Linked DNA regions of Homo sapiens: region 1 is linked to region 2. Evidence: chromatin loops called from intact Hi-C (ENCODE). Cell type or tissue: mammary epithelial cell. All regions are shown on one strand. Each heading gives the region's core, and the rest is flanking DNA. Links, peaks and the distances in the headings are about the cores only.

Region 1 (16,054 bases), core at 3,061-11,060, 50 kb before region 2:
TGCCCCGGGCCTGGTTCTGTGGGATGACTTTTAAAGTCCTTACTTGACGGCTTCAGCCTAAGGAAACTCTTCCTGCACATGCTGAAGAAAGGCAGAGGCAGAGGGATGACAGGCCTGTGCTGCTGGGTACAGAGGGCAGCCAATTATTCTCATTAGTGGATGGGTGCAGAATGAGAGGTAATGGCTAAGGCAGGGGCAAGAGCAGCAGTGCCACAGGAGCCCTCGGCCGCAGGCGGCGGGGACACGGGGCTGTTTTCTGGAGCGGAGGTGGTCAGGCAATTAGGAACTGTCCCAGGGGATCAACAGGAACCAGAGCCTGCGGCCCCCACCCCGAGGGGACAGAACTGCAAGCTCCTCTTCCCCCTTCTTTGAAATGAGGAAGGACAGTTGGAGCCTCGAGACAAAAGGGGCCTTGCTATTGATTGGAGCTATTTGTGTACCCCTGGGGATGGCCCATTTAAACCACTTCAGGTGGGTCACGGTCTGGCTTACATTTAGAAGAGAATCCCGACGCTGGAGGAAAAACTTGTAAACAGCGGCAAATTGGTTTTGACAGGCAAATAGTCCAGGCACATAGAAAAACACATATTAAATGATGAATGGATGGCTATACACATATATACAGGGAAGGCGTTGCCCTTCATACACAAGGATAATGAAGCTGAAGATGCAACATTTCCCAATTTCTCACATTTATCTAAGAAATTACATCTGTCTGCTGAAGACCTTTGTTAGCCACTGTTTACTGATCACACACTTGGAACGAGCCCAGGAAGGGAATAAGCGGATACCCACTGTTCTTGTCCCAATATCACTGGTAAAATGAACAAATATGTCCACAGTGGTGCAATCTATTAGAAGAGATTTAATAATTATTATGCAATTCTGCTTTACTTTTGCTTTTACTTGTGTCAACAGGCTACTGCAATGATCGCGTTCAGTGCAATTTTAAAATTAGCAGTTTTGGCAAAGGAGGTTTCTTCTCTCAAACACAGACAAGTTCAGATACAGTGTTCCCAATAATTCTAGAAGCCTAACTGTCCTTTATAAAGCAAAGACAGCACACTGGCTACCCTTCAGCCACATCTGGCCTGCAGAAGTGTGTGTTAGCCCTGCCCTTTGTTTCCAAATATATTGATTTCATTTCCAACATCTAAAAGTTGGGAGGTTTCAGGTACAAAGCTAGATCTTTGGATTTCTGGAAATAGCAAGCAACATACCAGCATGGTGACAACTGGCTAATAATTACATGAAATTAATTATTCTTAATTTAAAATTACTGTATTGAACAACACATGCCCTTGGTTGAAAACTTAAATGGAATCAAAAGACCTACAATGAGGCCAGGTGCAGTGCCTCACGCCTGTAATCCCAGCTGAGGATTGGGAGGCTGAGGAGGACAGGTCACCTGAGGTCAGGAGTTTGAGACCAGCTTGGTCACCATGGTGAAACCCTGTCTCTACCAAAAATGCAAAAATTAGCCAGGTGTGGTGGCACATGCCTGTAATCCCAGCTACTCGGGAGGCTGAGGCAGGAGAATTGCTTGAACCCAGGCAGCGGAAGTTGCATTGAGCCAAGATTGTGCCACTGCACTCCAGCCTGGGCAACAAGAGAGAAACTCCATCAAAAAAAAAAAAAAAAAAAAAAAAAAAAAAAAAAAAAAAAAAAGCTTCACATTGAACAATATACCTTGCTTCCAACCCCTAATACCCCCTCCATTCTCCTGCCAAAATGCTACCCTGACACCAGTTTTGTGTGTGTCATTTATGGTCAGATATGCACAGAATGTCTCTGCACGGCTGCCCACGTTGGCCTGTGCACTCCAGTTTGCCACAGTCTCCACCACTCCCTAACATCTCACACCTGGCCTGACTCCTTTGGTTCCTGTTTGGCTCTTACAGACATTAGAGTTTGCAACCCTCTGTGAAATCGACGCTCAACTCTAATGGCGGCCTAAAGATGGCCAATCACAGGGCACTTGCCTGAGGATGTATCCACGCAACACCCCGTTGTGCTCTGTTTCTGGGGGTGGCTGCCACTGGACCATAATGGACTGATTAGTCCGCCCACTGGCCACTATATTTTTCGGGGGAGCACTGGGTGGTTCTTCAGGTAGCATCAACCTATAAATAAAAGACGGGTAGGAACAAGAGAGATGAGTACCAGAAACAGCGGGGGCCCATTTGCATTTCATCTATCTTGCTGAATCTTGAGCCTGACTATTCACAAAAATCGGGTTTCAGGAAAAGCAAAACACACAGCCAATGAAACTGAAAGGACGTGAGAAACAGTTACCACAAATCAACATAATAGAAAATCAGTTAACCAAGCAACGAGGAAAGGTGGAGGTGACTTTGTTCTGTGTGAATAACCCCAGCACCTCAGCCCTTTAGAAAGACTGCAAGCCTGAATGCGTCCGCTCGTCGGCCTGCCGTCTCAGACTCCTCCCAAACTGTTTTCTCCGGCTCTTTCAATATTTCTCATATCAAACTCCCACATTTTGAAGAAAAAAAAAGAAAGGCATTTACAGCTCAGCTGTTCTACAAGTCAAGCCCACTGAAAGCTCAGGTTGGTTGGGGAAGGTGTGCTGAAATGTGATGAAGCCATTTTCCCATGTCACCTCCGAATGAGATTTTTCAGAGGTGGCCCTCGCAGGGATGGGAGAGCGTGAAGACCGCTCAGGAATGCGACGCCTCTGCAGAGACAGCTTCCCTTAACAGCATGCTAGGTGTTGACTTGCTAAGACTGTGGCATCAGCGTCCACCCGGCAGTGGGGTGGACAAAGAACACGGAAAACATGTGAGCTCTGAATTTCCTGTACACAGAGGGCTGTGCTGTCAGGAGCGATTTATGTAGGCACAGCCAGATCGCCACAGGAAAAATCCAAGGAACCTGCCTCAAAGCAATGAAGGAAGGCCCAGCTAAGTCTGCGTGGGCCTGTCTTTCCCTCTTTGCGACAGGCTTTTCTGCTCACGGTTTGTCCCGTCTCCCTGAGGGAAGCCAGCGGGTTGCTGTGATCAATTCCACCACATAATGTGATGCTTCTCTTTGGCATTCAGGCCCCCGGCTGTTCCACACCCCCACCTGGGGCGGGATTCACGCACCTGCTTGTCTCGGCGCTGTACTGGCCCCTGCCCACTTCATTCACCGCGCACACCCGGAATTGATAGGTACGAGCCGGAGTCAGGCCACTCACGGTGACGCCTGTCATCTCAGGGCCAACGTTTGACAGATGCACCTTCCATGGAGAGTCTGAAAGAATGAAGAAAACGAATTCAAGCCCACAGGCTTATCATGTCTGAATAATAAGAGGTGAATGCAAAGGCTTTCTCAGGGAACATCTCATTTGCTTAGCAGGACAGCTCTAGGAGAAGGAAAGCTTATCCCATTTAGCAGGTGTGGAAACTGAGGCTCTGGCCATGTGGCTAGTAACTTACAAGCCAGAAAGGCAACTTCCCCGGTGCCGCCATCAATGAGCAAAAGGATTTTTTTGTGCAACCTGCATACGGCGGTTTAAAAGGAACCAAAACGTCCCTAATTCCTGTGTTCAGTATGTAAGGGGAGAAAGTTCTCCGTCGGCTCACATGGTTAGGCAGATTGCAGATTTGTCTCCCAGAAAAGGATGCTGCACATGTCACTGAATGATAAATAAAAACTATATTCATTAACATTTTAATAAAAGAGGAAATGAGCATGATAAAGACAGATGGGCTGTGTATTTCGCAGCCCATCTGCGTGGCAGGCCCATTACACCACCACACCCTTGAGTGGCTTTGGCTGGAGAGAGGCGTAATGAAATTCACAGCGAGCTTAGAATATCTTCCCACCCAGCTTTCCAGCAGGTGTGCAAGAGGGACTCTGCCAGCCAAATGCACTCTTGCCGGCAAGGCTTCCGAAGGTTCTGCTGGAGATCCTACACCCTTGCGTGGATTTTTTGCAGAGTTTAAACAGGCTTTTCAGCCCAGTCATTTTGTAGACTGATGCCCTGGAATGAACAAAGTCTTGGCAGTGACTTCCAGCATCCGCTGTCGGTTCCCATTCTGAATTGTGATGATGCCTGAACTGAATTTTCAAGTTACTAGCGAAGTAAAACCTGGGTGGGGGAAATTCTTCTGGAAATCGAGCTGTCTCGCTGACCTGAAGTGGCGCTAAGGTCCCTTTCACCCACATTAGAGATGGTCAGAAAGAGGTGGCACATGCTTTCCACCATAGTGTTGGGCTAGGCAGAGCCTGCAGACAGTACCAGCTGCGTGTCAGCATCCACACATAAAATCCCAGCCGCTTCTCCAAAAACCTGCAGCCCCAACCGCGGGGATTCGTAAGTCTGCGCCTGCGAGCTCATTGGAAATGCACTCCAGCTCCTTACCAATCACCAAGCAGTGGCCATAAATTGCTCCAAAATGAAAATGAGACTCTCAAAGGAAACTTCTGTTGCCTCACACAGAGGTGTCTATCACTAATTCAGAATCTGCTCACTGGATTCCTTAACACAAAGTTAAGCTGCTCTGAAGCATGAAGCCAGTTGGCGATGAAGATGGGATCTTTTTAATTATTTCAAATCAAGCTGCTTCCAAAAATGGCTTTCTGGGAACGCAGTCTTCGCCACCAGCTGGGCATTTCAGCGTTCTTGGCTTTTGATTTCCAGTGACATGGATAATGGGCAGCTGATGAGGATCCCCCTCTCTGTGTGTCTCCTTTAAAAACAAAATGTGCGCATTCCCAGTTACCTACAGAAGAACTCACAGCAACTTCCCTTTTTACTCTGGGAGCCTAAAACCCTTCCACTTGTATCATGCAGCTCATGGTGATCTGGTTTGCTAAGCAGTCTCCCTTACAGAAAACAGCCATTTGTCAATGCAGAAGACGAAAGGCCATTCCCAGTATCAGGGCAACCAGACTCGGTTGGTAGAAGGCAGGGCCCCTTCGTGCCAAGTCCAGCTTCCATGGAAATACCGTTCTCATTCTGAAGAGAACTGGTATGTAGAAGAAAGAAGCATGGAGACCACAGCTGACTACGAGCTCTCCCACTTAAGGGTGTTCAGTTTTGTTTGAACTTCCGTGAAAACAGTGGACAAAACAGAACCACAATGATATTGCATCTAATACCCACTAGGGTGGCTATTATGAAAAGAAAACACATACACACAAACAGAAAATAACAGGTGTTGGGAAGGATGTGAAGAAATTCCGCCCCATTTCGCGGTTGTTCTGAATATAAAATGGTATAGCCGCTACAGACAACAGTATGGTGGCTCTTCAAAAAATTAAGACAGAATTACCATAGAATCCAGCAATTCTGCTTCTCAGTATACACTCAAAGGAACAGAAAGGAGGGGTTCGAAGAGATATGTGCATACCTGGGTTCAAAGCAGCTTTATTCACAGTAGCCAAAAGGTAGAAGCAACCTGAGGGATATGATGAGGTTTCTCTTCAAAGAACCCAATCAATCTTTTATTCTTTAATTTATAGTACCCTTCCCCCTGCTGCCCTTTCCCTTTTTTTCCTTTTTGCCTTTGTTAGATGCCCAGGCATGCCACAGTACCAGGCATTATCAGTAGCAGCTCACATTCCTTCCTTTATTTGGAAAGAGGACTAACTTTCTAGTTCATTACAGAACACCCCTTCCCCTTTCCTCTTCGCTTTCTTTTACGTGCCCACCTTATCTAAAAAAAATCAAAGGTTCAGCCAACCGGGATTAGTTTAGATTGTATGACCCGACCCCGGCCAATGGGGAAAGGGTACAGGGGCAGGACTTGCGTCAGGAATAAAGGCTCTCGTGCCCCTTTGTTCAGGTGTGCTGTCATGGCGACTGGCCAAGGAGGCACCCCTCTGCGCAGAAGTAAAATTGCTTTGCTAAGAATCTTTTGTTCGTGTGTTCACTTTCCTTAGGATTTTGAGCGTTATTCCTAACAAACCCAACTGCCCACCGATGGATGAATGGGTAAACAAATACGATCTGTCCATACAATGTCTACTATTCAGCTTCTTAAAGGAAGGAAATTAGGACACATGGCGGAACATGGATGAACCTTGAGGACAGTATACTACATGAAATAAGTCACAAAAAGACAAATACTGTATGATTCCACTTGCATGAGACATCTAGAACAAATTCACAGAGACAGAAAGTAGGAGGAGCAGGGGAAAGGGCAACGGGGAGCGACTGTTTAGTGGTGCAGAAGTTTTGCAACATGAAAAGAGCTCTAGAGAAGGATGGTGGTGACGGTGGCAGAACAGTGTGAATGTGTTTAATGCCACTGAGCCGTGCACTTACAAATGGTGAACATGATGGATTTTTTATGTGTGTTTCACTACCATTAAAGATTAAAACAATGCCTGTAATCCCTGCACTTTTGGAGGCTGAGGCAGGTGGATCACGAGGTCAGGAGTTCAAGACCAGCCTGGCCAAGACGGTGAAACCCCGCCTCTACTAAAAATACAAAAAAATTAGCCGGGCGTGGTGGCAGGTGCCTGTAATCGCAGCTACTCAGGAGGCTGAGACAGAGAATTGCTGAAACCCGGGAGGCGGAGGTTGTAGGGAGTCGAGACCGCGCCACTGGACTCCAGCCTGGGCGACAGAGCAAGACTCTGTCTCAAAAAACAAATTAAAGGAAATAATGAAAAGATGGGGTGATAATATATAACCCCCAAGACTCCCCGAGTATGAAATCACATACATTGAAAGCATCTAGCTGTAAGCTTGGCCCAGGGTGCTGGACAGCTTGCTCTCCCTAGATCCAAGCTCCGCCCTCCCTATCCAGCTCTGTCCTCGGGACTCCTGCCCCGAGGCTTCCTGTAGATGAGGGGAGCAAATGTAAGGCTCTTTCTTCCTCACTGGGAGGCTGCCTGGGGCTACCTGGGTCCCCCTCTTTTCCAAGCAGCCACCCTACATAATCTCTCCTTCTGGGGTTCTGCAACTGCCTCGGGCTCTTGAACCTTAGAGTGAAACCCGCTCTGAGGCTACCAGCCCCCGGTAACAGTGGTTCCCCTCCACCCGCACCTCTGCAAACATTCCCCTTCTAAAACTTCCTCCTTGATTGCTCTCATTCAGGAACGCCATCTTTTCCCTCAGGAAGCTTGACTGATACTGGACTCAGTAAAGCTCTTCGTCCATCCCTTTCTTCCTTCAGACATCACAGTGTCTAGCAGTCAGCCATTCACCTGCTCCGTCAGGCACAGTGAACAAACATCGTTTCAGAAAGAGACAGTCAAGAGGACAACTGTTGAAACCAGGTGACTGAGGCGATTAATCAGACTGCGGGAGAGGCAGAGCAAGCCTGGAGACGCCGCTTTCCCGCCCTCGGCCCCATCCCGCCAGCCTGGCCCTGCCTGATCCTGGCTGTTTGTTCACTCCGAGTGTAAACAGCTCCTGAAAGTCCAGAACCCCAGCCTCAGGGTTCAGAGTCTGCTGCCTGGTTTGATTTGACAACAGGGCCTATTAATTACCTCTGCATCTCGGGGCCTGCCCAGTCCTGCTGCAGCTATAGGAATTCTTTCTTTATTCTTTTTCCTCTTTCACTAGAAAATAAAAGGTCTGGCTGGAAGAGAGATTAAAGTGAAAACTAATACAAATGAACTGATCCATCTCTGGGCACCCTGATTCATACAAAAAAAAATTGTTTTGGGAAGGATTTGCTCATTCTCAAGCTCTGGAATTGCAAGCTTGCTGAGAACTGTTAAAATTTAAATAGCAAGTCTGTTCCTGACAATCAATAAGCAACATCCCTTTAAAAGGGTCCGCCCCCAGCCGGTCCTCACAGAAGAGGGCCACAGGATGCTTGTCTTGGAGGCTGGGAGGTAGAAGAATCTTTTGATAAAGGAAACCATCCCATAAACGTTTAATACCTTTTTTCCTCCCCTTCAGGGACTCTCAGATCTAGAAGACTGAGGGATTTTACACTTCCCCAGCCAGGCTCCGTTCTACAGAGGGCATCACTACACTTTCGTTTTCTTAGTGGTAAGGCCGAGAATCACGAGGAATGAATCACAACCCCGCTTTAGCTGTTGGTTGAAAAAGCTGGTGGTTTCCAATCTTTGAAAATGTACTGGAAGCTTTTTCCAATAAAAAAGAGCATTATCAGTTTCTCAATTAAAGGTGTCTGAAGGAGGAACATGTTTTTTGAAAGAAGGTATTTTTTTCTTTTCTTTTTTGAGACAGGGTCCCGCTTTGTCATCCAGGCTGGAGTGCAGTGGCGCAATCTCGGCTCACTGCAACCTCCGCTCCTGGGTTCAAGCGATCCTCCTGCCTTAGTCATGTTCTTTTCCACCCCTACCTCCCACAATACATTCCATCCCCCAGGCTGGGACCACAGGTGTGTGCCACCGTGCCCGGCTAATTTTTGTATTTTTTGTAGAGACGGGATTTCGCCACGTGGCTCAGGCTTGTCTTGAACACCTGGACTCAAGCAATCTGTCTGCCTTGGCCTCCCAAAGTGTTGAGATTACAGGAGTGAACCACCAAGCCCAGCAGGGAGATTTTCCTTAATTGCCAAAAGCATCATCATATTATTAATACATAATATTTCTGTGGCAGTTTGCCGCCTGGAAGTGCTTTCGGGTCTGTAGCCACAGAAACCCGCTTGGGGAGGAGGTCTTACTGCGCCTCTTTTTCACTCCAGGAAACCAAGACTCAGGGAAGTTTAAATAACTTCTGCTGAATTTCACAGGTGGCGGCTACCTAGAGTGGCTCCATCTCAACATCACCAGAAGCGGGGCAGCTGGTGTCATGTGCCTCCTTGGGTGATGCAGCAGGAAGTACCTGCAATACCCAAGAAGTATTAACACACACACACACACACACACACACACACACACACACACACACTCACATAAGAAAAGAAACTACCCGGAAACGGAAGGCAGCTCAAATCCAGTCTCCAGGCAATAAAGAAGGTGCAGTAATCCCAGCACTTTGGGAGGCCGAGGCAGGTGGATCACGACGTCAAGAGATCAAGACCATCCTGGCCAACATGGTAAAACCCTGTCTCTACTAAAAATACAAAAAATTAGCCAGGCGTGGTGTCATGCACCTGTATTCCCAGCTACTTGGGAGGCTGAGGCAGGAGAATCGCTTGAACCCAGGAGATGGAGGTTGCAGTGAGCCAAGATGAAGCCACTGCACTACAGCCTGGTGACACAGCAAGACTCCGTCTCAAAAAAAAAAAAAAAAAAAAAAAAAGGTGCAGGAACCAATTAAACACCAGAATTACCAGAATCCTAATCTAGGACTTGGGGCCTTCTATAGGACAACTGTCATGGACTCTGCCCAAGCAGGAAGCGGGGAGGTAGAAGGGGGTTTTGTGGATGAAGACACAGTGAGACACAAAACAACCAGTACGATGGATGGACCATGTTTGGATCCTGATGCAAGTGTAAAAAGACCTTTCTTTTTAGACACTTAGGGAAAATTAAATATAGACTGAATAGCAGGTGATATTAATGACTACTATTAATTTTGTTAGGTGTAATCAACTTTTTGAACTGCTTACTGATCACTTAGGGATGAATTGACATAATTTCTGGAATTTCCTTTAAAACACTCTAGCAAAAGGAAAGTGAGGAACAGATGAAATAAATATGGTTAAAATGTTACTGGTTGTTGGAGCTATATTTTTGTGTGTATTTAGTACTTCTAATAATAAAAAGTTCTTAGAAAGTGTCTATTTTTGTCATAGCATTGCCAGCATGGAGCATTTTATAACTGTTGTAATTGTCTATTGGTGGGTGAAAAATGTAATTTGGTTGATGCTTTACTTTGCATTTTTATATGAATGAGAATGAGCATGCTTTCATTAAAATAAGGATAGTTCCCCCAGGTTACAGTTAAGTGGAAAAATTAGGTGCAAATTTATTATTTTTCTAATTTGAATTCTACTACTGTTTTTGCTACAACAGTCTGCATGTTGAATCTCCTGAAATATAAGTATTAGCTCACAATAATCATGGTGATCCATGAAAAGAGTTATCCACTGGCTGAGCTCCCTTGGGATCTATTTTATTCCCTGTTTGGTCCTCAGCAACTAGAAGAGTGCCTGACACACAGTAGGAGCTCAATAAGTGTTTGTGGAACAAAAGCACCCACTCTTGGAGCTACTGCTGATGGCTGTATGTGTCCACGTTCAACTTTCACAGTAACCTTGAGGGGGATAAAATGATCTTCATTTCCACATGAGAAATGGATGGAGTGAAGGCTCAGGGTCTCTCCACTCTCCATTAATGCTCCTTGTGCAAACTCCACATCTCATTGTTGCCTAGGATTTAAAGCTGCAAAGTTAAGGGCTTGGTCACAGAGATGAAGGAGAAGATGAGCTTGTCTTGGAGCAATGCCCGCGAGGGCCCCCAACATGGAGCTAAGTGGGGAGGCTTCACGCTAATCAGAGGCTCCCCTCCACCACAACAGACTGTCTCTCTAGACACTGAGTATAAGCAGGCTGCATTCCTTAGGGTGGCACTGCACACTCAAGACAGGTGCTGCTGAGAGTCTAGCCCTAGGCACAGATCAGGTTAAATTCCCCGTGTCTGGAAGGTCTAGCAAGCATCAGCAGTGATGAGTCACGTTGACAGGGTTCACCCTTGATGTGATGTGATGTGATGAGAATGGCGCTTTACCTCCCTGGTCTTCTTCCCAAAGCCCCATAATCCTGGTCTAGCTAAGAGAAGAACATCAGACAAATCCCGATTGAGTGACGTTCTACAAAACAGATCCTGGACGGGATCCTGCAACAGAGCGGGAAAGACGTCATCAGGGAGAGACTGCGGAGCTCGGAAGGGGGCAGTGACTGCAGTGAACAATAAGGTGTCACTGTGGGCTCAATGAATGGACAAAGGCACCATACTAGTGTCACAGGGGAAGCTGGGTGGCGGGTCCATCTTTGAAACAGTTCTGTAAGCTCCAAACTGCTCTAAAACACCAAGTTTAGTAAGAAAAAAGAAAGACCTACCATGAGTGGTTGGTCTGGAGCAGGCAGGGGAGGGGCAGGTTAGGAGGCCCTGCGTGGAACCTGCAGTGGAAGGTCATGTGTTTTGCATGAGAAGAGCAGATCTGTGTGTATGTGTCCACATGCGTGTGCCCAGGCACACAAGAGTGAGGGCTGTCAGAGAGCTGGGGTTAAAGCCACTGGGATTCCTCCTTGAGGCTAGAGCCTGGAGAATGAGCTGTCCCAGACATGGCTCATGCTGAACTCCTCAGTGTTGGGGGGCCTGATGCCCATGGGGTGGAGCAGTAGCAAAGGGCTAGGGCTCCATGAGCTGCAAACAGCACTGCCCAGTGCCCTCTGGGAAGGAAGCTCATGCCAACCCCAGAAGAAAGATGAACAGAGCGACCTGGAGCTCTTGGCTCCCATCACATCGGGCCCTCCCCGGGTCCCAGCAGAGGCTCTTTCAATTTTGTATTATTTTTCTTAACAAGAGCTCCGAAATTACACAACAAAACCTGGATCCACCCCTGAGAACCAGATATCCATCTCCCAACCAGATTTTTTTCCACCTTAAAGGGGTAAAAAATGGTAAATTTTATGTATATTTTGTGTGTATATGTATTTGTGTATATATATGTTTGTGTATGTACATTATTTATACCATAAAAAATGATAGAAGTTCACTTAAAATTTTTGGAAAATAAAGAGTATGGGAAGGAACTGAAATGAAACAGGCATAGGTCCATACTGCAGTTCTTGTTTTTTAAACCATTCTCATTGTTGTTCAATGCTTTGGGTAATTACTTTCACGTTTTTGGAGACTCCGACCTGTATCTTAGTGTTCAGCTCAGTGAGTTACTGAGATTAGTTTGGTGGAAGGAATGACATTTCCTCCTCTATATTAAAGCGCCCTTAAATTACTGTCGTCACATGAACAGAAATAACACAGTTTTGAAAGCCCAGACAACAAAGAATTTCAGCCTCCATGCAGTTAAACTGCTTGGGGTGAGGCTTCGGAACCCACTCCTGCTCTGAGCCACTCACCCCTCCGGCTGGAGCCCAGACTCAGAGACGGGCACAGCCAGGGCTACGAAAAAGCTTCTCTTGGTCTAGTCAGAGCTCATCTGGGCACTAAGAGAGAAGCATAGATAATAACTCGTTATGCAAAGGTTATATAAAGTGTTTTCTGCAGGATTCTAGTTAAAAACTCTGACAGTGACAAAAGGAACATAATTTTTAGTGGCACTGTAGAATTCCAAGCTTAAGCTGGTAAATACATTTGTAGAACAGACTGTACTCCTGCAGGGGACTGCGAGGGCCCCCAGATGAATGTGACTCTATTCAGGCATGAAACACATCTAAGACAAACACAATTTGAAAAGAACATTGTGAGAGAGACCTGTTCGTGGTGGCAACCCTGGAAGAGAAGACAGAGGCCACAGGAGTGACAGGGATAAACCACTGAGGACGCCTGAGAAAGAAAGAGGCTTAGGCCAGACAAAGACTTCATAGAACAGGGGGAAGAAAGAGTACGAAGTAGATGGATACTTTCTACCTAAAACAAAACACCACAGAGTGGACAGTATAAATACATTTTGATATCCTTCCCTTTGGGAAGACTTTCTCTGTTGTATATGTCTTTAGAGAAACCATAAAGGTCTACAAGCTCAGGATTAAAATGCACCAAGTTTTTGTCTTAAAAAGTTAAGAACTAAAGAGCTGAGACATTTAGAAATACATGAAACCCCCAGCTAATGGATGCAGCCCAAATGATCCCACAACAGGCTTTGAGGCCGTAGACTGCTTACATCCAGGGCACTGTGGCCTCCAGAGCCTCAGGTCAAGACACCAAAGGTGGCCCACCGAGGCCAGACTTTGACCTGGACCCAAGGGGAGACACATGCTCACCGGGAGATGTGGGCCTATGTGCTGGAGAAGCCATTCCCTCCAGAGAAGGGGCAGGAGGTTGGAAATGGTGACTGGATATATCCAGAAGCTTGGGGAACTCGATCTTGGGTGGGAGACCAATCCTAATGGTGGCAAACCCCTGCAACAGGCTGGAGATAGCTGGCAGGCAGTGGGTGGAGCAGGGGCCCCTCTCCAGATGGAAGCTGGCCTGACCTCCTGGAGCTCAAGCTATGGGAGCCACGCTGTATTCCGCACCGTGCGGTCACCACAGGCACTCCCACGCAGGAAGTTACACCATCCTGTGGGACAGCCTGGGCCAGAGGATTCCAGAAGGTGAGGACCAACCAAGGATGTGGGAGCCACCCTGGGCTCTCTGACCCCCATCTCGTCTTGGTGAGGGCAGGAAGCTAACAGGAAGTGAACGCAGAAGCAGACCTCAGCCCCCTCTGGGCCCCCAACACAGCCATGGTCCCCCCTTCATAAACACCTCTGACAGGTACTGTCTCCCTAGATGTGCATTTATTAAAATGCGGACAAATGCTATGCATGGGAGGCTTAAAAAGCAAAAGCCCAAAGAAAGACGAGCTAAAATATGAAATGCTCCCCGAAAAGTCCGAGGCCATTAGAAAACGCCTGTGTGAGGTGTGTTTCAAAGACAGTATTAAAATATTTGAAGCATGAAGAACAAAGTCTCTTCGCCATTTTGGCAAGCAAAACAGCACAACGCCCATCAGCTTTTAAGTCCATAATAGCAACAGGGGATGGAGATGTTGAACAGATTGTGCGGTGACAGCCAGGAGCAGCTTTCATGGAGAGCGGCGTGGAGACGGCTGACGGGTTCCCTACATGAAAAGGCACCTGTGGCAGGGGAAGAACCAACCCAGCCGTGCAGCTCAGAGATTCTCTTTGTGGAGGAAGAACCTCTCCTGCAAAGATGCTGGGGAGGGGCTCAGGAGAGGCACTGGGACTCAGAGAACGTGCTCCAAAAGCTAGTCTTGGCCCAGCAGCTGACAAAACCAAGCCGTGCTTCAGAAAGCAGAGGCGGAGAGGCACAAAAAAGCATCAGGCCGCTGGGGGCACCAGAACGTTCCATGCTGGAGGAAGGACAAGCTGCCTGGAGGATATTGCAACCTGAACCCCAGAACATCATCTCAGCCTCAGCATGCTCTAGTCAAGCTCACAGATGCTCTTCCCAGACCGGTTTCCTCAGCAGGCCTCCTACTTCCACGTCCAGGCCTGGGGCTCTAGGCCATCTTGGGCCCCCTCCTTCCCAGGGAAACCCCATCAGCAATTCGGGAATGACCACCTTCCTGCTCCAGGCCCTCAGCCTCCTGCTTTCCTTCACTCTCTGAGCCTCACAGACAGCTCCCTGTAGGCCACTGCCAGGTTAATCTTGCTAAAAACTTGCTTTCACACCACCTTGCCTAGCTCCCAGCTTTGTGCAGCTCTTTGTTGTACAAGACTCGGGTCTGGCATCATTTGGTCCCTCTCTGTCCCTCGCAGGCATCCCTTTTCAGCCAGGAATGATGCACCCGAGGCTGCTAGCAGTGCTCCCTCATGGTGGGGGGAGATAAGAACTCTCCCTTTATACATCATCTACTATTTCTCCAGCTTCAATGAGCATGTATTACTTTGTACTTAAAAATACATTATTAGTTAGAAAATGGTTTTTTATAAAGCAGTCCATTTCAGCCTCCAGCCTCCAGCTTCTCCTGCTCAAAGATCCTTCTGCTCTTACGAATTCACTCACTGGGAAATTTCCTGAACTCCCATTTTGCTGCCCTGCATCCAAGCCTCGGAGTCCTTGGCCACCAGCCTCCCCCGCCCCGAGGCACCAGGGCATCCGAATACTGACCGTTTGAACATTCTGCTCAGGGTCCACCTCCAAGGGCCTCCATGCCCACACCTGCCCACAGGGAACCCCCCTTCCCTGACGGTCTTGATCCTCAGATCCACTTTCCTGGCAAGCGATCACATACTACCCGACGCCCCCTCGTATATTCTTGGATTTGTGATTTAATTTTGTGAGTGTTCTTTGCCTCGAAAATGGACCTCACGCTCTTCCTGGTATCTCCTGGTGTCTAATGCTCTCAGGAGGGAGTGGATGCGCAATTTGCAGACTTGCGTGAACTGACTGTGCTCTGTACCCAAGGGAATGGGGAGAAAGAAACTAAAGGAGAGAAAGAAGGTCGATGGCTCATTTCACATGAGCCTGCCCTTAAAGTATGGTGACATGATACATGTGTGTGTGCGTGTGTGTGTGTGTGTTTGGGGAGAGATATCTCCTATTTTTAAAGAGAGCTTAAGGATATTCTAAAGTGAAAATCTGCATAAAATTGGGTGATACAATGACATACATACAAACAAAAACAAAATCAAACTCATAAAGGAGAAGAATGCAAAGAGATGGAGATGTTCTAAGCAGTTGGAATGACTGAGGTACTTCAGTTAGACACTCAGGTTAGCTTTGGGCTTCCTGGTAGCCAAGGCATAAAGGGACACATGGATGGCACACTTGCAAAAGGAAGCTCCCACATTCACCCAGAGAAGCCAGCACTCCCTAGGCAGTGGAGACGCCGACTGCACGGAACTCCACGTGGAAGACAGCGAGCGATGCGGAAGATACGGAGGTGTTGTTCCTCCCGCACATTGTTAGAAAACATGAAGATATGGGATTAACTCCTAATTCATAGAAAACAGGGCTTCTTTCTGAGTTAAGGAAAAGTACATTATTTCAGGTTTGAGGCTGGGGAACCTAGAGTCATAGATGAAGACCACGTCCCTCAGAGCATCAGCTCTGAAACCTGTCCAGGGGGCAGGGCCTTGGGAATGCATGAATTCCCAAAAGCTGAAGCGTATTGATCTTCTGAATTCTCTCACATAAACGTAGGGGTATTTCTAAATGTAATATTTTGTTATTTTAAGAATAATTTGCTTAGAAATAAAACATTTTCCTACATAATTTTAAAAAATCCTAAGAAGTGGGAATGGAAGGAATGTATTACATGATAAACAAAACTGCTCATTCAAGTCAGTATCATGTTCCTTTTGATGACAGCAGCCAGCTGCTCTAGACAGCCTGCCGCTGCCATCATGCCAGCTGTTGCAGGGAGGTGCTGCCGGGGCCGCTTGCTCCAAGGAGCCCATAGGAGCCGGGGACAAGTGGAAGCTCTGCCCCTTACGAGTTGGGGCGGGAGCTCCCGGGGTGCCGCTGCAGATGCCCAAACCGT
Region 2 (16,054 bases), core at 7,745-15,744:
AGAATAACAAAAACCAAGAACATCCTACTTGCTCAATATTTAGAGATTTGGTTAAACAAATTATGATCCATGAACGTGATTGCTATGTTTGGGTGATCGGTTTTTAGTTTTCTTTATATCTGCATGTATTTGAAACATTTTTATATAAAGCTATTATGTTCAAAATTAGGCAGGAAAACAAGAGAGAATAAAAGCCCAGCCCTGTTATTGATCTGTAGTGTCCCAGATCTTTAGGAGCTGTGTCTGAGTGCAGGGGTTGTACCTCTGAGAGTCGAGAAGCTGCCAGGTGGTTTTCCAGAAGGAAGAGAAAGATAAGGCTTTTGGCATGTCAGCCCGATACAGCCCAGCAAGTATGAGGAGCTCATCCATGTGAATCAACAAGGCTAAGCACAGACTTGTTCAGGATGGACTCTGTGTGCTGTTCCTTCAGTGGCCCTCATGGAACGGGCTATGGGAACTGCAAAGGCAGCCTTCCCAGGAACTGAACCCACAGTGGGCTGAAGCGTCCCAGGTTGACTGCAGAAGGCACGGAACGATGTGGCCCTGGAAGCATCTTTCTTCAACAAAACAAAGGCCGTGATCCTTAATTCTGAATGTCACAAGGAAGAGCTCCACTTAACAGTGGGAAAAGTGAGTGCTAGCAGAGTGACTTCACATCCAGTCCTTGACACGGTAAGGCCCGAGGAGGCCTGAGGCACTCTCTGAAGGGCGTGGATAGAGAAGAGTGACATTTGCACAATCCTTCTCTTTTTCTAATGTGTGTTTCCCTTTCTAGAAGGCAGGGATCTTGTCTGTCCTATTTATCCTTGTGCCCATGGTATCTTGCACCTGGTAGGCATTCTGTAAATCAGGGGTCCCCAAGCCCTGGGCTGCAGACCTGTTTGGAACTGGGCTGCGTAGCAGGAGGTGAGCGGTGGCCACCGTGCATGACTGCCTGAGCTCCCCCTCCTGTCAGCTCGGCAGCAGCATTAGATTCTCATAGGAACGCACACCCTCCAGTGAACTATGCATGCCAAGGATCTAGGCTGCACACTCCCTAGAAGAATCTAATGATCTGAGATGGAACAGTTTCATCCTTAGACCATCAGCCCCCACTGGAGACCATGGAGAAATTCTCTTCCAAGAAACAGGTCCCTGGTGCCAAAAAGGTTGGGGACTGCTGCAATAAGAGTTATTTAATCTTCATTGAGTGAATGCATAAGTGAATAAACAAGAGAGTGAATAAGAAGCAAGCACTGGCCCGATAGGTTATGTTCTACATGGGCCATGCTGTTGTGGGCAGTGGATGCTACCCACCTCTTTTCCAGGTGATGGCGGGTTTGGGAGCCCCGGACACCTCACACCTTAGAATGGCTGTCATCCCGTCAGTAACTGTGGTGTCCACTGGCCGCTGGGTGAACACTGGAGCGATATCTGAGAAGAGGAGTAAATGAAATGATCAGGGCCTTGTTCCTGAGAGGCTCACATCAGCCTGGCAGAGTATCCTGCACGGGCTTTAGAGAGCCAATCACAGAGGTAACTGTAGCAATACAAAAGGAATACTGTTCAGGAGGGACGGCAGCCCTCCACTGTTCCTCTCCCAGGAGTTACCGATCTTTGTTTACAACCTGGAGAGAAAATACAGCGTCACGATGTAATAGATACACAAGTGGAAACGTGCAGGGGCCCAGGAAGAACAGTTTTTGATGAATATTAAAGAGAGGAGAGGCATTTATTTAGATCAGCCAAAAGACTGCTTTTGTTCTTTAAATGAAAGGTAGCCCATGCCTATATTCCCAGCACTTCAGGAGGCTGAGGCAAGAGGACTGCTTGAGTTCAGGAGTTTGAGACCAGCCTGGGCAACACAGTGAGATCCCTGTCTCTACCAAAAATGAAAAATTAGCCAGGCATGGTGGTGCAGGCCTATAGTCCCACGTACTTGGGAGGTGGAGGCAGGAGGATCGCTTGAGCCCAGGAGGCTGAGGCTGCAGTGAGTGATGATCGTGCCACTGTACTACAGCCTGGGTGACAGAGTGAGACCTTATCTCAAAAACAAAAACAAAAAAAAAAGCTAATTATTGAATACAAAATGTCATCCACAAGATGACACTTTCTAGGATGCTTTCTAGGATCTGTTCTGAGAGTTAAAATAACCAGGTTTCAAAGACCTCCATAAAGATACATTTCTGGGAGGTGTCATGATCCCCAAGTGCTGGGTTTCTTCTTGTTCATGGGGGATGGTCACGGCCCCGAGCAGCCCTGAGTCAGACCGAGGAAAGACAGGAGGAGCTCCTGATGGCTTCAGCGAGGGCTCGCCTAACTCTGTGCTACCCAATAACGATTAACCGGAACCCCCCGTACAACAGTGATCTGTGTCTCTCAAGTCTTCTGTGAGGGTCCCTGGGCTGATACCCCTCAAGGAAAGAAGTGAGTAGACCTCACGGGACCCAGGGCACAGCCGCCGCCTCTGCCTGCACCTGCTGAGAATCCCATGGACCATGGCAAGTCCCAGAAACTTCACTGCCAAGGCCCTTCCTGAAGCTGACCTTGTCTCTCCACCTCGCAGGCAACCACCCGAGTCCAGGTCTTGCCAGATGCCGCAGGCCCCCTAACAGGTCTCAACACTTCTGTGCCTGTGTCAGGGTCCCTGAGGCAGCCAGCCTTGGGCTGCCCTTTGAAAGCTACAAAGGCTTTCATGTCCCTTCTCTGCTTGCTCGCAGCTCCCGAGGCTCCTCCTGTTCTCGGCCTCTGCCCCTGCCTATCCCTCCACCCTCCAGCCCGTCATGGCCACCCTGCTTGTCACTGAGCCCCAACCTATCCGCCTCCCTTCACCTGCACACATGCCGAGCTTGCTCCTCCAAGGCACCTGATGTCCCCTCCAGCCCATGCAATGCGCATGTCCCCAAGAGTTCACACTCCTGCTCCTTCTAAATCTCTCCTAGAGAAGCCCCACCCGGCAGCCACACTGTCTGGGGGAGGCCCCGGCTCAATATGCCACCGCACCTGCTCCCCTTTTCTGCAGCACCCCTGGCTGGCTGGAGTCATCTCGTCCTTCACTGCCTTTCTCCTCCCTGCAGACCCTCTGTCCTGGAAGCACAGGAACCTCACCTGTCTTCCTCACAGCCGTGTCCCCAGAGCCTCATCCAGAGTGCCCGACACAGATGCTCAGCAGCCGCTTGCTAAATGAGCAAATCAATATCGATTTTTTAAAGCACATTTTCCTTTCATTAAGGGTATTTTAATTAAAAAACTCATTTTGCAAAAAACCTCCTACTACAAAACAGATAACATAATCACAATCATTGATTTGTTTGTTCACTCACTCACTGCCGTGGTAACAGTGCAGGTGGCACTTTCACTTACATTTCCAATCTGACCCTCATGAGAATCCTATAATCTGGGTTTGGTTAGCTCCATTTTAATGGATGAGAAAACTGAGGCTGAGAGAAACCCAGAGATGTTCTCTGGGTTCTTTTTTATTCTCATTCCTAAGTCTCTCACTGGAATGGAGATTGGCAAACTACAACCTGGGGGCCAAATTCAGCCTGCACCCTGTGTTTGTAAATAAAGTTTTATTGGAACACAGCCACTCGCATGTGCTGAGAACTGTGGCTGCTCTTAGGTTACTACAGCAATGCTGAGTAGGCCACATCCTTCAAAGCCAAAAATATCTACCATTAGGCCCTTCGCAGAAAAAGCTTGTCAATCCCTGCTCAAGAACGTCCCAGCTCACGATTGCAAGATAGGCTTCAAATAATTCTAATCAATCAAGACTCATGTTCTGACTTGAGCATTCCATATTATTTCTACTGCTTGAAGCAATATTGGTTTCCTAAGCTCCAAAATGAAAGACAAATTTGACCCGAGGGCAAGATTCAAGGAAGGGACCCCTAGTTCACCGAAACACATGCACAGCTTGCTACACACCTGGTCAGTCTCCTTGCAGGCTGTGGGTGGGAAGAGCCCTTGGCTGTGCACACAGTGACACTGATTTGCTCTCTCCAACAGCTCTCACCCCTGAGGATATCAGCATTTTGCTCCCGAAAGGGCAAACACAAAAGGTATAATTCCATAATCACTAGATTCTACTTCATTTTAGAAGAACAGTATTATACAACCATGGAAGATTAAAAAGAAAACCCACAGAAACAATGAAAACCTTTACCTTGAGTTTATTTTTCAAAGACAGAGAGCCAAGGTATTTCTGTTAATGGGATAATAAAAGAAACTCACAAAAGAACTACAATTGTTCAATAAAAGTAAAATAGAGAATGAATGTAAAAAATAGGAAAAAAAGATCAAAAGAAAAAGATTAGGAGTGATCTATTCACTCAATAGTCTTTCCAATTCTGCCCAGAAAATAAGGGAGTTTTTTCTACTTCTCCTCAAGAAAGAGGAGGGCTTAGTGCGGGAAGAGGCAACGCTACCCTGAGAAGAGGAGGGTACTAGGGCCGGGGAGTGACAGCCGTCTGTGCTGCTTGTGGGCCTCAGCAGTTTCCCCACAGGACCCACAAAGGCTTCAGGTGTGCTTGAGAGCTGGCTCTCCTGGTCTGCCCACTTCTGGCCACATTACCCCTTCTGTTTACCTCAGGGGGCTGAACAGATACTACCATTTTCTGTGTGTAGTACATGGAGCAAATTTTGGGAAGTTCTACCTTGAAGGCCCAGTCTAGCAGGTCTGGCTTTGCTGATAGGTGTACCCACTGGATACATCCAGGTAGCTGTGGGCCAAGGTGTACCCACTGGATACATCCGGGTAGCCGTGGGCGTGGGTGTACCCACTGGATACATCTGGGTAGCCGTCGGCCTGGGTGTGCTCACTGGATACGTCCAGGTCAGGTAGCTGTGAGCCTGGGTGTACCCACTGGATATGTCCGGGTAGCCGTGAGCTTAGGTGTACCCACTGGATACATCTGGGTAGCCGTCGGCCTGGGTGTGCTCACTGGATACGTCCAGGTCAGGTAGCTGTGAGCCTGGGTGTACCCACTGGTTACATCCAGATAGCCATGGGGCTGAATGTACTCACTGGATACGTCCAGGTCAGGTAGCTGTGAGCCTGGGTGTACCCACTGGTTACATCCAGGTAGCCATGGGGCTGAATGTACTCACTGGATACGTCCAGGTCAGGTAGCTGTGAGCCTGGGTGTACCCACTGATTACATCCAGGTAGCCATGGGGCTGAATGTACTCACTGGATACGTCCAGATCAGGTAGCTGTGAGCCTGGGTGTACCCACTGGTTACATCCAGGTAGCCATGGGGCTGAGTGTACTCACTGGATACGTCCAGGTCAGGTAGCTGTAAGCCTGGGTGTACCCAGTGGTTACATCCAGGTAGCCATGGGGCTGAGTGTACTCACTGGATACGTCCAGGTCAGGTAGCTGTGAGCCTGGGTGTACCCACTGGTTACATCCAGATAGCCATGGGGCTGAATGTACTCACTGGATACGTCCAGGTCAGGTAGCTGTGAGCCTGGGTGTACCCACTGGTTACATCCAGGTAGCCATGGGGCTGAATGTACTCACTGGATACGTCCAGGTCAGGTAGCTGTGAGCCTGGGTGTACCCACTGATTACATCCAGGTAGCCATGGGGCTGAATGTACTCACTGGATACGTCCAGATCAGGTAGCTGTGAGCCTGGGTGTACCCACTGGTTACATCCAGGTAGCCATGGGGCTGAGTGTACTCACTGGATACGTCCAGGTCAGGTAGCTGTGAGCCTGGGTGTACCCAGTGGTTACATCCAGGTAGCCATGGAGCTGAGTGTACTCACTGGATACGTCCAGGTCAGGTAGCTGTGAGCCTGGGTGTACCCACTGGTTACATCCAGGTAGCCATGGGGCTGAGTGTACTCACTGGATACGTCCAGGTCAGGTAGCTGTGGGCCTGGGTGTACTCACTGGTTACATCCAGGTAGGTGTGGGTCTGGATCTCCCCTCCTTCATTGCTGGCGAAGCACTGGAAGATTCCGGAGTCCTCTGGACGCAGCTTCTGGATGCGCAGGCCTCCGCTGGCGAGCACTTTGTATCGAGGATTCTGGAGCCTGCTGATGGAGATGGCATCCTTGTACCACTGGAGGGTGGGAAGGGGGACCCCTGCGTAGGAATGGGAATAAATAGGATTTTAAAAATAATTCCTGACGTGAGAACTGAAGCACATCTGTTTCAAAGGCTAGAATGCCAATATTTTAATAGGCATTTTCTTGTGTATTCGTGCTTTCAACCACCCTATAAGGAGCTATTTTTCTCGTTGTAGATGAAGCCATCGACACGGAGGGGTGTTGAGAGGAACAGCTGGCATGAACTGTGGCCGCCCTGGCTGCGGTGCCTTCCAGGCTCCACTCCGAACCCACACAGGCTCATGCTCTTGTTTGGAAAGGAGATTCCAGCTGAGAGTCAGGTTAAGGTTCAGATGGAGATGAAGCCCTCTCTGCTCTGCAGTGCCCTACTCAGCCACCGCGGGAGGGCTTGGGCACAGGGTCATAGGGGCAGAGGACAGGACACAGGCCACATCCCAGGTCCATGCCTCGCGGACAGTGTCACCTTGGGCAGAATACATTACCTGTCCCTTTCTTTGTCTGTTTCCTCACATGCAGGTTAGTGATAATTGTGACTTCAGAAGGTTGAAGATTGGATGTGTTTGTGTGTCTGTGCATGTGTGTGTATATGTATGTGCATGTGTTCATGCGAGTGTGTGCACGTGTACATGTGTGTATATATGTGCATGTGTCTACGTGTTTACATGTGTGTATGTGTGTGTGTTTGTGCATATATGTGCATGTGTTTATGTGTGTATGCGTATACATGTGCGTGTGTGTATATGTGTGTGTACATCTGTGTATGTATATGTGCACCTGCATATATGTGTACATGTGTTTCTATGTGTGTCTGTGTGAGGTGGTGCATATATGTGCATGTGTGTACATTTACATATGTATTTATAAAACTCATGCCCGGCACCTGGTGAGTGCTCAATGGCAGTATCACTATTCATCCCAACAGCTAACAATGAAAATGAGTGCCATCTTTTAACACCCCCTATCAAAGGGGTTGGATATCATGGGCCTTCATGGAGTTCTACTGTCTCAGAGGAGCAATTTGTTAGGTTAAGTAACCTTGTTAAGGGTCGAGGAGGAGGCACAAGAGGTATTCCATTGTGGATACAGGAAAAGCTGCCTCGCTCCATGAGGCATATCTACACTTAGCTCTAGATCTCAGATGGTTCTGTACCTCAGTTTCCCTAAAGAGAAAGTGGATTTAAATAAAAAACATATCTTGACATGCTTCAGTGCAAAGCACACCAAAATCCCTTGATTTAAGATGGCGTGTGGGTAGGTGTGAGATGTCGACTTTAATAAATAAAGTTAATGCCATGGAATAACTCAAGATAATGTCTTCCTAGATTCTCTTCTTTGCCTTAATTATGTTTCCTGTCACTTTTCATTAAGTCAGGAAATATTAAAAAATCCATTTCAAGGTAAAAGCATAACCAATTCATGTAATATCTCATAATAGCAGTTACATGATGTCACTTTCATAAGGAATAACCACTTCGCATGCTGCTATAGTTTCACTGTCAAAATGAAAAGAAAGCAGTAAATTATATGACAGCAGTGCAATGTCGGAAGATCTGTTGTCTCTATATTTGTAAGTCTACACTTAACAAGCAGTTTACCCTGCAGAAGTCGTGCAAAAAAACAGAGCTTTCTCTTGTCAAAGGGAGTTTAAGATTGTCATTTGTTGAAAAATAATTGTTAGTACATAGGGAACTGGGAGTATTTCTATTTTGGGGCAATTTAATGTCATAACAGAAATCTTATCCCCCGCAGTATTGTATACTCTTATTTCTGAAATATAAGCTCGCTAAATATTTTATAGCTTCACATTCACAGAGTTGTTGGCCTTAAGAAGCTGGCACCTACACAAGAAAGAACAATGCAACCACTGTAAGAAAGATAATTCCACGTAAAATTCGTCTTACTCTTCTCTCACACTTTTTCCCCCTCCCCTATGCCGAATCAGTAGAGCTGGAACAGAGAAGAACAGAAACAGAACAGAGCCGTGGACAGCAGCCGCTGTGAGCTGGTCAGGAGCTGAGGACCAGAACTCCTACTGAACCAAGTCCCGGGCCAGGAGCAGTGGTTACAAAGCACGGTGGGTCGGGAGGGGGTCTGTGGGCAGAGGCTGATCTTTCCCTCTACCACCAGGACTGGAAGGGTGACACGCCGCTGCACCGGAAGGGTGGCACAGCACTGGAAGGGTGACACACCATTTTCAGGAATAAGAAATGGCATCCACACAGTTGCAGGTATGGACAAATGGCATTTGTTCTAAGTCCAGGGCTTCAGGTCCTGGGGGAAGCTAGTGTTCTGGCAAGAGCCAGGTGGCTGCTTTGGTGGCTGACAGATTTGCGTTTGGGTCCTGCCTCCATTACCATGTGGACCTAGGTAAGTTAGGTACCCAGTATTTAATGAGTAACTTCCACAGGCCACACACTGGGCAATGACTTCACCAGAGAAGGATCCCATTTCATTGAGTGGCCCAGTGCCTTTGGCACTGTACTTAACCATGCTTTCCAGGGCTTGGTTTTCCTGTGGTACAGTGAAAATCATCTCTCTTTTAGGAGCTGTTTTGAAGATTTGCAAAACTGGTAGTCATTCTTACCCTCCGAGCTCTTAGGGAGTAGGAGAAAATACTATCCTTAGGACGGATGGGTATAAACAAAAGAGAAAAGATCCTTTTCGTTTCCTGATAGTTGCCAGAATACAAACACAGCTTTTCTTAACGAAACTGCCTTGACAAGCCTGTCTCTGCTAGAAGGTTTTGTGTAATCACCTGTGCTGCCCGACATGAGACGGTGACAGTGGGCAGCTTGTAATTGAAGCATGGGGATGAGGGCTGGGATGACCTGAATGGCAAAGGAAAAGGGGACCCAGAGCTGAAAAGGCAAAAAAAAAAAGGTAACATTTCCTATTCAAATACTATTCGGCCACAAAAAAGAATAAAAGGGTGTCTTTTGCAGCAACCTGGATGGCACCGGAGGCCACTGAGTTATGTGAGAGAACTCAGACACAGAAAGACAAAGACTGCCTGTTCTCACTAATAAGTGGGTGCTAAGTCACATGTGCACATGGATGCAGAGTGTGGAAGGACAGACAATGGGGACTCACAAGGGTGTGGGGTGGGCGATGAGAAATTACTTAACGGGTACAGGGTACATCACTCCAGTGACGGACGCACTCCCAGCTTTGGCTTCACCACTGTGCAATACATCAGTGGAACAAAATTGCCTTGTACCTCACGTACCTACTACAAATACATGTACACCCATCTCCCTTTCTAGAGTGGCTGTGCTCACCAGTCCTAGTCACCCCATGGATGAGAAAGAATTTTCTGCCCCGAATCTCGGGGGGTCACACACTTGTGAAGTCAGGGCCTTGGAAGGGGAGTCCACAGGATATGATGGAGTCCCCTCTCTGTCTGGGGTAGATGTGGGCTTCCTTTTTGCTCTGCTGGGTAAATAGTATCATCTCTGTTTCGCAGGGGAGGAAGCAAAAGCTTGGCAAAGTCAAATGCCTTACCCACAGTCACTGCCCCAAGACCGATCTACTCTCTGAAGTCTGCTCTTCGCCATCACACTCAATGTCTCCCTAGAATGATGGCAATTCTGCTATGGAAAAAGGTTGTTTCCCTTCCTCCCAGTCATGGCTCCTTGTCCAGCAGCCACTCTGCACTCACCCATGGCTTGACATCCGATGTCCACAGTTTCTTCTACTTCAGCTGAAATCCGACTCTCGGGCTCAGCAGTAAAATATGGTGGCTCTTCAAACAAGAAAATAAAAAAAAGCCCCTAAGCCAAAGAAGGATATGTCAGAGACCATATAACCTAAGATAGTGTGGGCTCCTCTTAAAAACCATTCTTGAAAATTTCATCATTAGTTAGCATCGTGCATACAAACTCAGAACTCAGTGAGCACAGGCCAAAGGCAATTTACAGTCTGGGGTTTCAGAAAGCAACTTACTACTCAGGGTGATGGCTACTTTTCAGTTTATGGGCTTGAATCATGGAATATCTTAATTTACATTTTAGAAGGACTACCCCAAGAGGTTCGTAAAGGTTTATATTTACAGCACCGTATTTTATGGGCTAGTTTGCTTCAGTATCTAAACTAAACACGAGCTCGTGAAGCTTGTCAAGTGCCCGAGGAAGGTGTGCAGCCTGTATTGGGCAACAGCCTATTAACATATTTTTAAAATTCTTAGCAGTTCTTCTCCAAAATAGAGATTTAATACTTCAATGGAATACCAAATAATAACTAAGAGAAAACATATAAGGGAGCACTCATCTATCTTTAGTAGCAAAGGAAACTCCTAGGCACTTGCAATCTCTCGATACTCCACTCGCCCGTTCCGCAGAAAAAAAAACAGTGGTTGTATTAAACAATGAATTTCCTTGGAGAGCCAATTGCAACATTTTTCCAGTTTATTCAGCAGAAATTCAACAGAGGCATGGCCAAGTTTGTCAAGTATTAAGGTGGTGGTGATTTCATTATCATGATAACAAAAGGCTGTTGTGTTCACTTTCTGTGCGATAATTAATTTCTGGGAACTGTCTTCCAGAGCTGGTTTACTTTCATTATAATTGTGTTGAATGTGGATAAGATAGCTTGGCATGCCTCCTATATTGACTGTATCTTTAAAACAAGGTGGGACCTAAAAGATGAAAAAGAGAAATGAAAACTAAGCATTTCAAAGAAACGATTAAGGGGGAAGCGGCTGAAGGTTTCTGGAAGGAGGCAAAGTGATGTTTCACTTCTGCGATTACCTGGACCACTCAAGCAGAAAGAATCTGCCTGAATCAACCACTCCGGCTGAGGAGATGGCTGCAAATTCATTAGAAGGAAGCAGATTCCTCTACTTAAGTTTTCATGTGTACAGACCAAGCCTGAAGAAATATTGCCAGCATTTAATGTCTACCTTTTTCAAGCTCATCTTCATTGCACAACTCATACATCCCCCATTTGATCACGTTTCCTCAATCAATAATCATGAAGGCAGTATTATTTATATTCCAACTATACATACAGTAGCTGCCTGCTGTCAGGGCCCTTGTGTGCAGGTCCTGACCTGTATTCATCAGGGAAGCTAAGTCAATATCTACCGTCATGATCTGATTAAAAGCATGGAAGGAAAAAGGAAAAAAACATACATTCGACAACAACATTTGCTTATGATTAATTATAGTTTTCCTCTTCTTAGTTGAGCGTTTTCTTTTTAGAAAACTGTCGAGTCCGTGCAGTTGTGAGAAGTAACACTGTAACACTGAAAGAGCTCATGGACCCTTCACTCGGCTTCCCGCAATGGTAACATCTTGCAAAAAACGATAGCATAACATCATGATCAGGATACTGCTACTGATACAATCAACCTAATTTATCCAGCTCTTGCCAGTGTTTCCTGCGCTCAAGTGTGCGTGAAAAGACGGCACATGCACGTCCCATGCAACATTATTACGTGTGTAGGTCCACGTGTCCATCAGCACAAGGGTGTTGCCTTCCATGACCAGGAGCACCCCAAACCCCCACCCCTCACAACCACTAATCCGTTCTCTGTTTCTGTAGGTTTGTCATTTCAAGAACGTTACAGAAAGGAGGTCATCGAGTGTAACTTTTGCAACTATTTTTTTCACTCTTCATGGTTCCCTTGAGATTCACCCAAGATGACCTGTGCTTTGATGATACAAAATCCATAGATAACAATGGTCGGCACCTACGGGCCCAGGGTGCCTTCCCTGAGGTACTGATTACCGTTGTCGCCTGGTACAGTCCCCCGAGGCTTCCCTCGAGTGCCAGGAAGGGACCTCGCTGGGGTCAGGGAGACGGGCACTCCACACAGTGACCCGAAGCTGGCTTGGCTGAGCAAGTGCATGGCTCTGGGGACCTCCAGGCCCAGACGATGCTGCTCCTCTCCAAGTGGTGACCTCTCTCCACCCTAGCCAGGGACCATCTGTGTTTGGCACACAGCATGCCACCTGGTGAGAAAACTCATCCCACTCCACACTCTCCATAGTACTGTGGCATGGGCAAGGTCTGGGGGGCAGCCTGCCACCGCCTGCAGGGGCCAATGTCCTGGGCAGTTTTAGTAGCTCAGTGCTAGGCATGGGTGGAAAACATCTGGCTGTTCATTGTGGATGCTCTTAGCTTGTTCTGGAAAGCCTTCCAGGTCGCTGTGCCTGGGGAGCAGGTGCAGAGCTGCCCATGCCCTGCGTGGCCTCTGAGCTTCCCTTAGTACTTCCCCACCGTGTGAGGGTACGAGTTCTCTCCCTGCCAACCCTTCCTAGTATTCTAACCCAGCGGCTGCTCAGATGGAGTTTCTCCCCATTTCCAGCTACGGTTTTACACACAGTCTGCTCTAAGGCAAAGAACCGGAGGAAATGCCAAGCCTATGGACCGTGAAAAGCCCGTGAGTTAAACACTGGGGAAAACCCATTGTAAATGAGTCATCCTGTGCATAGACTCTCAACCACTTACTCTTCAGAGGGCAAGAGGGCGAGGGCATGTCTTAGCCTGTCAGTGGCAACTGTGTCTAGAAAGGGTACTCTGCCAACATGGGTCCACCCTGGACTTCTGAAAATTGATCCTGACTGCAGCCAACAAAACAGGGGATGGAAACAAACACTTCTCCCTCTTTTGAAACAATATGAAGACATCAGGGAAAGGTTCTCATGCCCTGTGTGAAGTCAGGGTGTTAGGAAAAGGCCAGCTCAGATTTTCCGCCTTCCACATGGCCCAGAGCCCATGGCAGCTGCCTCCAGGGGCAGCGCAAGCTTCTAGCTCCCCAGTCTCAGGAGAGGAGGTGGGGAGACCTCCCAGACTGCCCCCAAACCAAGGGCCTCTGTCAAATGACCTCACTCTCCAAAATGCCAGTGTGACAAAGTGCAGGCTCAGGCCCAATGGAGGCAACCGCAGTGGAGAAGGACCCCCCAACAACACCATGCATTTTTCCTGCTCTCCCATCCCCAATGCTGCTGGGATTTGGCTTCTGAGTTGCAAAGCTTCTTCTGTGTAGGGATCACTGCAAGATCCAAAGATGTTTCCTGCGCTGCCTCCCTGTTCCTTCCAGGTCGCCCCTCTCAGGGAGCAGCATGTCCCACGCATGCCCTCGGCTGGCCTGCACTGCACGCTAGTCCACCGAGGTGGACAGAACGGCTCCCGGAGGTGTCCACACCCACACCTCTGGAATCTATGAATATGCTGTCTCACTTGGCAAGAGGGACTCTGCAGGTGGGATTAGGTATCCCACCTTAAAATAGGGAGACTCTCTTGGATTCGCTGGGTGGGCCCAATTTAATCATGTGAGCCCCTAAAAGGAGAGGACTTTCTGCAGCTGGAGGCACAGGGGACAGCAGAGAGCTTCCATGTGTGACAAGAACTCAGCCGCAGCTGCTGGCTCTGGAGATGAGCCAGGGATGCAGGGGACTCTGGAACCTGAGGGGACCCCTGGCCAGGAGCCAGCCCCCAAGCCACAAGCACTGAATTCCATGAACAACTTGAAGGGGCTGGCAGCAGATGCCCCACCAGGTAAAGAGTCCATCCCAGTGAAAACTCGCCGTCCGAGTTTCCGAGCCATCGTGCTCAGCAGGAGCAGGGCACATGTGGGAGCAGCTGGCTTCGTGTGTGATGAGGAGACCGTGGAGAAGGCGTGGCTCGGAGGGAAGATGCATCTCACAGGCACTAAGGTGCTGCAGTCAGAGGTAAGGGGCATCCTTGTCTTACCCCAAGGAAAAAAAAAATGGTTTCATAGGTGGTGAGGCACATCCTGATTCCAGAGACACTAAACATGAAAAATGTGTGTCACATAACTGATTATTGGTAAATAGCGAGTGCAATGGGACATATAGGATAATAGAGTTATGCCAACAGCAACTAAAGCCACTATTTCAGAGCCTCTGTGACAGACATTTTTGCATTTAACCTTCACAATATGAGCTGGTACCATCTACATCCATCTCCATTTTATGGATGTGGAAACTGAGGCCAACACTCATTCAAGCCCATGAATGGTGCAGTGTAGAGGGTGTAGAAGGGAGGTGGGACGGAAGCGGAGGGTGTAGAGGGGAGGCCAGAGGGGAAGGTGTAGAGGGGAGGTGGGAACGGAGGGCGGAGAGTATAGAGGGGAGGCGGGAAGGGAGGGTGTTGAGGGGAGGTTGTAAAGGGGAGGTGGGAGGGGAGAGGAGGGTGTAGAGGAGAAGCAGGAGGGGAGGGGGGAGGGTGGAGGGCGTAGAGGGGAGGCAGGAGGGGAGGGGAGGGTGTAGAGGGGAGGCAGGAGGGGAGGGTGGAGGGTGTAGAGGGGAGGCAGGAGGGGAGGGTGTAGAGGGGAGGCAGGAGGGGAGGGGAGGGTGTAGAGGGGAGGCAGGAGGGGAGGGGAGGGTGTAGAGGGGAGGCAGGAGGGGAGGCTGTAGAGTGTAGAGGTGATGCGGGAGAGGAGGGTGTAGAGGGGAGGCAGGAGGGGAGGGTGGAGGGCGTAGAGGGGCTGCTCCACAGGACTGGGCAGCCAGTGGCGGGGTGGTGCCTGGAAGCCGACCTCTGTGCTCTCATTCAAGCCACAGAAATTAAGCAACATAGACAGGCAGGTGGGCAAACAGCCCAACTAGCCTGTCCTGTGTCATCAGTATAAAATACAAGTAATAGGAGCCCATTTGTTTCTCTGTCTTTGGCCTGTGTGCTCCTACGGGTGGCCCTTTTGACAGGTACATGGTGACAGCCCTGTGAAACCAATAATGCTCGGCCACAGGGCGTGGGATTATAATCTCATCCAAATCCCTCGGAATTGACACAGACACTCTCTTCAGGGTTTTTGCAGTGTGCGCCAACCACAAAAATCCTACCTGCTACAGCAAATTCTTATGAATAAAAGGGGATTTAACTCAACATCATAAAGAAGTGAAGTGTGTTTGTGTACCTTTAAAAGTCAGAACACGGAGAGGTGCTAACTCGAGAGAACACAAAACTAATCAGATATAAATGTAAAACTAAAGCTCTTAAGATAGATTTAAATATTTTAAAAAGGAATGATGATCGAAACAAACATTCTCGTTTAAAGGGAGATAAATTTCTTCTCTTGTTTAAATTACCTTAAAATGTTTGAACACGGTATAGTCCTGTCTACTAGAGATTTACACGTCGCAAATTTTAATTTTGGCTGAATCTATAATGTGCTGTGCTCCTAGAACTACAGATCAACCTCGATGAAAAAATCTTTGCAGAGAATGGGATGTGATATTTACATCTGTAGCGGAAGCATGGATGGGGAAGGTAGCAATACCAGCTCAGGCCTCTCATGTAGAATCAACAGTGATTGGTGACTCAAAGCCGGCTTCCTTGGATGCTTTTAACAGACTTTCGCTTCTTTCAGAGGGACCGACAGGTTTGCACTGCATTGTATTTAGAAGAGTCAAGGTCAGGACATGGAGTCATTTCCTAATGATTAAAGGAATGGGACGTGATCAAGGTAAACCACCTTTTGTGCAGTATTCCTTTTCTTGCTAGTTTCATAGGAAAACACAAGCTTTTTTTTTTTTTTCCTTATTTTGCAAAGTGGCAGACTGCAAATTTTTTTATTTAAGGGGCTCTCTGAGGGTTTTCTTATTTGAATTTTCCTGTTCTCAATTCCCCTTTTTCCCAAAGAGGAGAGAGGAAGTCGAGATTCTCCTTCCTAGAGGCGGCCTCTAAGGCTACCTCTTATCAACAGCGGCTACCACTGCGGAACACAGGCTGCTCTCATAGTCATCACGGCCACTTATGAAGAATAAATGCATGACAGTAGCTGGAAAAATGAGAGAAATAAAGTCACTTGCCTCACAACTTAACCTCCTCATAAACTGATAATAGGTTTTGTATTTTCTTAGCCACTGTACAATGCACACTCCCTAAACACTAATAGTTTCCAGCATTTAGAGCTGGGCAACTCCAGTGTACTTAATTTTATGTTCTTTCTCCTTGGTTCAGGAATAATATGTCGCCCAGTTTGAGGAAGCATCTCTGTTCTCTTTTTTTTTTTAAGTTTAACAAAAGGTA

Evidence for each region. Hi-C counts contacts between places; a loop is a spot of excess contacts. Peaks named below come from ENCODE experiments on the same cell type or tissue, not always from the same donor. Only the 100,000 strongest peaks of a DNase experiment are listed, where the experiment ranks them.
Region 1: it touches region 2 in a loop (3.0-fold over the local background); 2 of 110 quality-filtered maps call a loop at or near these places.

The regions. Positions count from the first base shown.
Region 1 is chr7:3,998,164-4,014,217 of GRCh38, reverse strand. It overlaps SDK1 (sidekick cell adhesion molecule 1), which reads right to left. Exons shown (of 45, transcript NM_152744.4): 15 at 3,105-3,252; 16 at 1,983-2,123. Among named protein-coding and RNA genes, the nearest start is that of SDK1-AS1, 650 kb to the right of the region's middle. In mammary epithelial cell, for the core only: no CTCF peak of the experiment used is centred there; DNase peaks (open chromatin) are centred at 7,277, 7,957 and 8,267; H3K27ac peaks cover 1,155 bases.
Region 2 is chr7:3,952,677-3,968,730 of GRCh38, reverse strand. It overlaps SDK1 (sidekick cell adhesion molecule 1), which reads right to left. Exons shown (of 45, transcript NM_152744.4): 8 at 9,717-9,800; 9 at 5,880-6,074; 10 at 1,297-1,413. LOC124901576 (a long non-coding RNA gene) reads right to left here. Exons shown (of 2, transcript XR_007060195.1): 2 at 10,444-10,691. Among named protein-coding and RNA genes, the nearest start is that of SDK1-AS1, 610 kb to the right of the region's middle. RefSeq lists an enhancer at 1-452. In mammary epithelial cell, for the core only: no CTCF peak of the experiment used is centred there; a DNase peak (open chromatin) is centred at 12,480.